Regions from separate parts of the Homo sapiens genome. Here all the other regions are linked to region 1. The links are chromatin contacts, found by Hi-C or POLR2A ChIA-PET in ENCODE. All regions are on one chromosome and are shown on one strand. The core of a region is the stretch at or near the end of the contact, and the rest is flanking DNA. Distances in the headings are between cores, read along the strand shown. Region 1 has its middle 150 kb from the start of TLE3. Region 2 has its middle 110 kb from the start of LINC00593. Region 3 has its middle 14 kb from the start of DRAIC.

Region 1 (2,812 bases), core at 115-2,614:
TTATTGTATAAAGATCTCCTACCCAGCAACAAGAACAAACCAATAACTCAATTTAAAAAATGGGCAAAATATAGGAAGACCGTTTCAAAAGAATATATAAGTGGCTCTTAAATAGATGAAAAGTTACTCAGCCTTACTCATAAAAGAAATGCAAATTAAAACTTCAATAAAAGACCCTCTTTTAGGCCGAGTGTGGTGGCTCACGCCTGTAACCCCAGCACTTTGGGAGGCCAAGGCAGGCAGATCTCTATTAAAAATACAAAAATTAGCTGCGTGCAGTGGCATGTGCCTGTAGTCCCAGCTACTCCAGACACTGAGGCAGGAGAATCATGTGAGCCTGGGAGGCAAAGATTGCAGTGAGCTGAGGTCGTGCCATTGCACTCCAGCCGGGGCAATGGGAGAGAAACCCTGTCTCAAAAAAAAAAAAAAAAGACCCTTTTTGAACCATTATATCAAAAAGATCAAAAGTATGGCACACTCTGCTGCTGAGGGTGCAAGGACAGGTGCCAGAGTGTGGGGCTGGCAGGAAGAGGAATCAGCGTGTCTGGGAGAGCCACTGGGAGCCCCTGCCAAACCACACCTGCTCTTCCCTCTGACCGGCACAGCCAACCCTAGGATTTCATCATGCGGATACACAGGGGACGTGTGTGCTCCTCATTCACTGTGGCATTATTTATCAAAGCAAAAGATTGTCAATCTCCAAATGTTAATCAATAGGGGACTGATTAAATAAACAATGATGTCCGTACAATGGGACTCTACACAACTGTTAAGCAGAACCAACATACAGATGACATTAGCTACGTCACATGGAATGGAGGACCTCCCAACTGTGCCTCTTCAACCCACAGAATTATACGAAATACATATTAGTATTGATTTAAACCACTGAAGAAAGGAGAATGGACCCTGTATGTTTCTATAAGGAGAGGGTTCCAAGGTATATTGACATGCTACCATTTGTGTAAAAAGAGGAAAAGAATGAACACACACATGTTTGCATTTGGGTTTCTAAATGCATATACAAACATATATGGCTTTAAAGAAACTGGTAGGAGTGGAGGCCTCCAAGGAGGAGACTTGGGGGCAGAGGAACTTGATAGTGAAGAACAGGGGAGGGGAGGAGGCTTGATTTTCACTTTTTTTTTTTTTTTGCAATATGCCTGTATTTCCTATTCTAAAGATATACATACTTACACTAATTAATGAATCAAATGATCTCTTGGCAGAGATACTGAGAGTAAGACAGAGACATACCAGGGTGTGAACCCCAGGCTGCAGCCCTCTCTTTGTGTTGTCATGGGGTCAAGGGACATGCCCTTGAGCTGAGGGTCAAGGCCTGGGAAAGTTCCCACCCAGCCCCAGGGCCCAGCCCTCACAGGGTGGTGACTCATGGGCACCCGGGAAGTTTCGGTTCCTGTGGTTTTTGCTCTGTTCCAGTGGCCTCCTCTGCTGGGACACATCACTCTCCTGGCTGCTGGGATTCTAGCAGCCCACTGGGCCTGCTGCGTCCCTATCTCTGGGTATCTTTAGATGCTGTCTCTGGCCTGTCCTAGGAGGGACTCAGACCTTTAGAATGCCAAAGCAGAGGGTCCCCAGCCCTCTCAAGTGCTATCCTCAATGTCTGGCCCATCACAACCCTGCAGCCCCTGCCACGAACACTGACCTCAAGGGGTCACAGCTGCGGTGGCTTTGCTCAGAGCAGCCCCTGCCAATCTTAAAGTGGATGCTAGAAGGGAAGGCCAAGTGAGAATCCTGGGCGAGCCATTTCCTGTCTTTCTGTGGGTGTTGGAGCAGGACGGCGGGCGGCGTGGCCGGCTTGGGGGTGGAATCCTTGCCCTTCTCCGCCTCCTTTGCCAGGTGCAGGATGGATGCTGAGAGTCTATTTTGCAGATGAGGCAACTGAGCCCATTGCGTTCTGCCTGTTAGGTGTGGTGCAGGTGCCTGGGCAGATGTGTACTCCCGAGCCAGCTCCTCAGCCGCATGACCTTAGGTGAGTCACATCGCTACTCTGGGCCTCAGTTTTCTCATCTGCAAAGTGGGAACAATAATATTTTGTTTTTGACTTGCTGGCCACAAAGGCCCTGGATGAAAGGTAACTTCATGTGGTTGACTGCTCTGAGCTCCCTCCTCCTGAACCTCTAATGTGCCCGCTTCCTAGGGAATGCAAGCTTCCAGAGGGCCAAGCTTTTGCCCAAGTAGTTGCAGCAGGGGCCTGGAGCAGTCAGACCTACTGGGGAAGCAGGTGAGGGGGTTAGTTCCTGGGCACCAGGGTGACATTGCTCAGGGATCATAAAATTCACGTCCTCACCCACGTCCTTCCTCTTTATTTTGACTCAGAGCCAATCCTTGCTTGCTCTTCACTGAGACCAGCCTTCATCTGCAGAGGTCTCTGGGAGGGAGAAAGGTGCTAAGGAGCTAGGCTTCCCTCTGGGAGGCCCATCTGAATAAAAATAACCAACTTGCCTCACCATCAGGTCTCGTTCAAGTACCTTCTGGGTGCTTTACAGAGGTTAGCTGATTTTCTCTTCTCAGCCAAATGATGGGGAGAAATGCCCCATTTCATAGATCAGGAAGCTGAGGCACAGAGAGGTTTATAGCTTGACGTCACCCAGCTAGAAAAGAAGGAGCTGGCATTTGAAATCAGGCAGCCTGGCTCAGAGTGGAGAGGAGACAGAGGTGAAGTCAGCCAGGAGGTGGAGACACCAAGAAGAGCAGGGGAAGGCCCTGGGCAGGGAGGTGAGGAAGCCCCAGGTGAGTGCCATTGCTAGCACCCGTACTTGGGGTCCCCAACCAACTCATTTCTCTATGC
Region 2 (3,065 bases), core at 86-2,585, 520 kb before region 1:
AAGCCCAACATGGTAGCCATTTATTGAATAGAGAAAGACCCAGGTTCAATGCATACAAAGCAAGAAGGCAATGAGCAGCGATCCCAGGGAGGTTCCTGGAAAGCTTCAGATAGAAGCACGTGGGGCAGATCTCGAAGAAGGAGCAAGAACAAGGAACAGAGTCCTCCTGGGGAGCATGGGAAGAAGGCATGGCAGGCACAAAGGCATGGAGGTGGGAAATCCTCTGAGCAAGAGTATCCACCCACACAGGGGCGTCAGTGAACACTGGGAGCCTGAATTCCAATCCTTGATACCCTGGTTGATGCAGATTGGAAGTCTTACTGGAGCTCAGAAAAGTTGATGGCCCTAAATAGAAAACTCCTATTTGAATGAACCCATCATGATGTCAGCACAGACTGGGGTCAAGGCAGAGTTTGCCTGCCAGAGAGTGGGTAGAGCAGAAAGAGGGCAGAGCTTGAAGCAGGCAGTCCTGGCTTGTAATTCAGGCCCACCACTGCCTAGCTCTCTGGTTGTGGGTCACTACAAACCTCTCTGAGCCTTGGTTTCATCACCTTTAAAATAGGAATAGGTGACCTGGGCATTCTGTTGAAAATCACATCCTTTGTTGAAAAGATAGTGAGAAGATGGGGTGGGTGGGTGGATAGAGACCAATTTACACTGAACGTGGCACTGGGGAGACACAGAGAATAAGCTGTTAGTCACTCTGAGCTCTGATAGGCTGAGTGGGGCCGGGAGGTGTGGGAGTCCAAAGGAGGAGCCCTTCGCTCTGCCTGGGAGGTTTAGAGTTTTCCTGGCAGCAATGAGAGCAGAACTAGGGGCCTTCCCACAAGGCAGGTGGAAATTCAGAAGGCTAAGAAGGAAGCAAGGGGAATTCCAGGTAGAGGGGACCAAAGGACAAGGGAACCAGGAGCAGTTCTACTCAACTAGGAAATGTGAAATGGGGAGTGATGAGGCTGCAGAGGCTCGACAGTGGCCTTGAATGTTGAGTTAGGAACTTGGACTCTATCTCATATGCAGCAGGGAGACATTTAAGAATTAGAAGCATGAGAGAAAGGATTAGTCGGGCTCTGTCACCAGGACAGTGATAGTGGGCTAAGGAGAGGCGGTTGCAGAAGTCCTAGATACTGACATGAAAGGTACTTGTGTGAAGTCGAGTTTATCATACTGCAGGGACAATGTAAAGCAGACACCACAGTCTAGTGTGCCATTGAGGTCCCAGGGATGGGATGGGCACTCTTCCCTAACACAGCCCTCCCTAGCTCCAGACAGGACAGCCCAGGGCCTTGAGAAAGAAGTTGCTGCAGGGCCCAGGCCTTCCAACCAGCCCCTCTGCAGGGACAGGCTCCTCAGGCCCTGGTGGCCTAACTGGGGTTGTTCTAGCTGGAGCCCGTGTGGCCATGAGAAACAGCCCTTTTTGCTCAAGCAAAACAATGACCTTATGGGAAGAAGATGGTGGTATTTCACAAAACTCAAGGGTGAAACATTCAGCCCCGCCTCTGAGGAACTAGAATCAGGAACTGTAAAGTCATGCCTATGGCCCCTCTCCCTCTCTTGCTGGTTCTCTTCCTCTTTCTCCTCTCCATTTTCCAGCCAGCTTTCCCTGTGTAGAGGGGGTGCACAGCTGCCTGGCCCCAGCTCCCTAGCCTCAACTGTCATGGCTCCAATGTCCTGGGGAGAGTCTGACCATCTGAGCCCAGGCAGCAGATCAGCCACCTCAAGGCAGACACCCTCCCTTGCTGCCCTCAGCCCTGTGGCCAAGAAAGGGGGTGGTCTCCTTTACAGCAAGGCTCCAGAGCCCATCCCCGCGGGTTACGATGGAGGGTGGTTCTCAGAGGAGGGACGCTGGCACTGGACTGGCCCCCAGAGGTGGTCTATTCTATGTAGTCCCTGACCCTACCTGGCACTGTTTGTATTATTGGCCAGGTAGAATTGGTCAAGGGACATCCGGGTAAGCTCGCCCCCAAGGTGCACCGTAGCGAGCTGGAATGCACAGGGCCTCCATTCACCTCTTCAGGAAGGAGTCAGAGACAGTGAAAATGAAACTCTGAAAAGTCCCCATGTTTTGCTTTGTGGATGGTAGAGCCAGGAAAAGAGAGGGTCTGAGAGGCGCTTGTCTTTGCATGCAGTAAAGAGGGGTATGGGAAGAATGGCCCCTTTGCTGCTGGCCTGGGGGAGCAGGTTTAGAGCCCAGGGACCTGGGGGAGGTGGCAGCTCTGGGGAAGAAGGGGCTGAGTCTAGGCTGAGTCCCTGGGGCTAGAGGCCAACCCTTAAGCAGCCAGCTGCCTAGAGCAGAGGGCAGGGGAGGGCCCGGAACTTCTGGGGTGGGCCTGCGGCGTTCCTTTGTTTCTCCATTCTCCTCAGATGGCACACAGCACCAGCTCGAGGAACCAGAGTCATTTGGTTGTTTTCCCCAAATGTGGAGGATTCTTTCCCCTTTCCCTTCTCACGTGTTGCCAGAAGCTGGGCTTCCTGGGGGTTCTCATAAACCCAGGCGGCTCTGCAGTCATTTTCATATAGAACGTTTTCCCTAAATAGCTGAGAAGGCCAGCTGTAGCTGCTGGGACAGAAAACAGCATTGGCTGCTGGGGGATGAACACAGATCCTGTTCTTGTGCTTGGCAGCCCACTTCCCTGGAGACACAGCAAGTCATGGGGCCTCTGGCCTCTGCGCCACCCACTTCAACTCCAGCCACTGTTACTTGCCAGTAGAGGTCTGAGGTAAATGACTTGATCTCGCCAAGTCTGTTTTCTCACCTGTGAAATGGGAATAATGACAGTACAAAGAAGGGTTGTGGTCCCCAGAATTTAATGAGACACCTGCGGAAAGCACTCAGTAGGGTGCCTGGGTGAGTTCTGTGATGTTAATGGTTTTAATTACTACTGACCCTGCATTGGCACACACTGCAGGGGCTCCGCCCTAGTTCCTTTATTTGCTGATTTTCCATGGATAATTATAATGCATCTGATATGCTAGCCACCCTGCCTCCTCAGTGGTTTTTGAACTCTCCCCACAAATTGCCACCTCTGCAATTTCACTTGGGCTCTTTTCTCCTCTAAAAATGCTTC
Region 3 (3,160 bases), core at 436-2,935, 670 kb before region 1:
GCCATTACGGGTTGATCCTGTTGGCTTGTCAGTCTCCAACAGTTCTCTATACAGACGCAAATGTTCTGGAGAGGCAGGCCACAGGTCAGCCCCAGACTGTGAACCCAGCTCAGGCAGCCAGGACCCAGGACTGGTTCCATCAGGGGCATGAGGGCCCACAGGAGTGAGCGAGGGAGAAGGATGAGGACAGTGATTATTGTTCCCCCTGTATGGATGAGGAAACTGAGACTCAGAGGAGTAAAGAAAGCAATGAGCAGTCTGAGGTTGGGGAAGGCCAAACCTCACTTCCTCCTCCCAAATCATGTGTCTTCAGAGTACATTCAAGGGCAACTCCACGCTCTGTGTTTCAGAGAAAACAATCCTTCATGGCTGTGCCCACGCTCTCCTCCCACACCACCAGATGTGCAGGCAGCGTGGGGTCTCTCCAGCATCCCCTGTTCAGACGGCCCGTTCGGAAACTGGACATAACTGTGACTTGTGTGCCTGGCTCTGAATAATCAGTTAGGCCAGTGAAATGGGAGTCTCTCTGTGTGTCTGGAATTTGAACTGAGACCCTAAGTTGGGACCACTCAGAAGTCTGGGAGACTCAAGAGTGAGGTGGCCATTACAGAGCCACACACAGCACAAGGTATTAAGTCAGGAGAAACTGAGGCAGCCAGACAGACGGGGAAGGGAGCAGGGCACAGAAAAAACCAATGAGGAGAGATACCCAGGGGAGAGGCCAGAGCTGCCTGATCAAGGACGATGCCCACCTCCAGGACAGGGACTCTTAAAGTCTGCCCAGGGATGGCAGGGCTGCCATGGAGCAGTATCCCCTGAGATATGGCTCTCATTTTTCTGCTTTCCTACTGGTGTGTTTTTTTGCCACTCTCTAGCCCTGGCTGTACCACTGAGGACTGAATTTTAACAGGCAGCAGGAAACTGGGATTCTTAGGTTGCAGGTCACTGGATCAAGAGGCACCACATCTACGTGTGAAGCAGGGATTACTGCCCCTCACTGCTGATATGGGATGCCAACATACCGCCCTGAGACCCTGCACCTGAGGACGATGCTGCCCCTGGGGCGGATCTAGGGCTGCGTTCCCTGGGGAGGGATGAGGTACTTTGCTTGCAGGAGGGAGAATGAGCCGGAAGCCATCAGTAGTCAGGAATGTGCCCTTTCAGTGTCCCTAGCTCCTGACTTCTGGGCACCTGGTGGGATTGCACTTTCTGCCTCTTTTGCTTGGGTGGGGCTGTGTGATAGATCCCACCAGTGAGCTGTGAGTGGAAGTTTTTCACTGTCTGTGTGAGGCCCTCAGTCTCTTGCTCTCAGTCACTGTAGCCAGCATCATTCCAGATGGTGGTGGCTACTGCCTCAACCTGGATCTTAGAAAATGGACACAGAGCTTGTCCAGCTAAATAAACCTGCCTGATTTGGAGCCATTTCGTGTTGGGGATTGTTTGCTACTACACCACACCCTGGGTGATCTGGCGGGTGCATTGCCTTAGCCAGGGCTTCAGCATCACACATTTCCTGGATCCTTCTGGGAAGTAGATGGAGGGCTGCTAAAAGCTGGGGCAACCCTAGGGGCTGGAGACATTCCCTGGGTCCCCCTGCCAGCCACAGTGCCAACCCTCAGGCTGTGGCACGGGAGTGCTGAACAGCAGAGGGCACCAGAGGCCTGTTTCTGCCTTCCCCATCCTGGTGCCATCATGGGGGTTGGTGGCATCAGTATTGCTGGTATTGTAGGAGGGTAGCATTTGGACCTACAGCAGAGAGAGATCTCGCTCCTCTTCTGTCACTGTGGTTGTGGGCAAGTGTTTGGAAGATGCAGACTCACCCTTCAGTAGGCTTCAGACAATATCTAGGGACCAGGGTCGGGGCACCCACCACAACTTCCTCTGGCCCTTTCTCTCTTGGGCTGGCCCCACCTTCAGTTGTCATCTGTCAGGCCCAGGGGTGGGGAGGAAAGCCAGGAGCCAGGATACAGCAGAACAGGCACAGGCAGCCTGACTCAGCACACAGCAGTGTTTTCAGGCCATCCCCTGTGGCTTTTCCTCTTCCATGCCTCAGATCCCACCACTATACTTTTGCCCATTTAGCACCCTACTTTCAATTCTGAAAATGCAGCTCTTGTTTTTTTGGGGAAAGGGAAAGGATGGAGGTTGGAGAGGGTGGGACTAACAGCAGATGTTTTCAGGATTTGAGAGCTTCGTCAGTACAAAGAGCTTTGTGCTAGGAGCCTGGAAGCCAGGTGATCTGCAGTAGGTCTTTTTCTTCCTTGGGCCTCAGTTTCCTCCTCTGCAAAAGTGGGTTTTGGGACAGCCAAGCTCTGAGCCCCTTCCAGAGTTTGTAACCTAAGATTCAGGTTTTGCTGGTCAGGAAGAGAGAGACAGCCTGGCCCTGGGGTAGGGATAGGAAGGAGGAGGAAGGTGCTACCTGTAAGGTAAAGGAGACAGGTGGGGGAAGCTTGGGTCACTGGGAGTCCTTAGCTGGACCATGACACTTTGCCAGGAGTGGCTGGATTCCCTGCACCTGCTGCTTTACTGTTGGCCTGTGTTTCAGTATTTACATTTCTCTGGATCATATAAGACCAAGGTCAGGTTAAGTCCATTACTCCTAACCCTAGTTGGCCCAAAGTCAAACAGAAGAGGTTGCCTGTGCACCTGCATCTCTGCCCTTCCTGCCTTCTCTAGGTGCTCTTAGCTCTGCATTTCTGCTCCTTCCTGCGGGGGCAGGAGGTTGGGCCTGACTCTGAAGCCCTAGTAGGGCCTGTCTTCCAGAAAGACAAGCACGTAGACACTGCAGGCAGCCACCTTGGGGTGGGGAAGGGAACACCCGCCTGGCATCTGGCTGTTCGCTGGGTGGGGATGCCTCTTTCTGCTGCCTTTGTTACCCTTTTCCCTCACCACTGCCAGCACTCAGGCTCCATAGTTAAAAGGCGGCACCAGGTTCTTCCCAGCAAGAACCTCAGGAGCTCTGGAGGCACCTTCTGGGTGGGGTTTGGTTGGATAAGCAAAGCATCTCCTTCAATCCTTCAGCCTCCATTCTGCTCAGTCCCTGGAAGGTCGGGTGGTAGCATGGGAGGAGGCCACCTCCTAAGCTTCCCCCGCCCTCCCCAGTGCCCCTGTTCCTCTGAGCTCTGGAGGTCACCAGGGCGCTGCGGAGCTCATTGCAAGC

Evidence for each region. A loop is a pair of places that touch in the nucleus more often than their neighbours do. ChIA-PET counts read pairs that join two places held with the same protein, here RNA polymerase II (POLR2A). Pooled maps may share reads with other maps.
Region 2: a loop to region 1 is called in a pooled map of posterior vena cava, with 3 times the contacts of the local background. The contact joins two enhancer-like sites. A Hi-C loop is called at or near these places in 1 of 168 maps with a recorded cell type or tissue (naive thymus-derived CD4-positive, alpha-beta T cell), 1 of 37 single-sample maps with no recorded cell type and 12 of 50 pooled maps. POLR2A ChIA-PET finds 5 or more read pairs at or near these places in 2 of 52 experiments (both activated T-cell).
Region 3: a loop to region 1 is called in a map of PC-9, with 4 times the contacts of the local background. The contact joins two enhancer-like sites. A Hi-C loop is called at or near these places in 1 of 168 maps with a recorded cell type or tissue (PC-9) and 11 of 50 pooled maps. POLR2A ChIA-PET finds 5 or more read pairs at or near these places in 2 of 52 experiments (PC-3 and activated T-cell).

Annotation. Positions count from the first base shown.
Region 1 is chr15:70,244,732-70,247,543 of GRCh38, forward strand. No RefSeq gene overlaps it. Among named protein-coding and RNA genes, the nearest start is that of TLE3, 150 kb to the left of the region's middle. RefSeq lists an enhancer at 1,219-1,268. Within about 2 kb of position 1,365, at least 3 of the 41 ENCODE cell types and tissues checked have a DNase peak (open chromatin) inside an H3K27ac peak, as active enhancers do.
Region 2 is chr15:69,724,701-69,727,765 of GRCh38, forward strand. No RefSeq gene overlaps it. Among named protein-coding and RNA genes, the nearest start is that of LINC00593, 110 kb to the right of the region's middle. Within about 2 kb of position 1,336, at least 6 of the 41 ENCODE cell types and tissues checked have a DNase peak (open chromatin) inside an H3K27ac peak, as active enhancers do.
Region 3 is chr15:69,574,506-69,577,665 of GRCh38, forward strand. No RefSeq gene overlaps it. Among named protein-coding and RNA genes, the nearest start is that of DRAIC, 14 kb to the left of the region's middle. Within about 2 kb of position 1,686, at least 2 of the 41 ENCODE cell types and tissues checked have a DNase peak (open chromatin) inside an H3K27ac peak, as active enhancers do.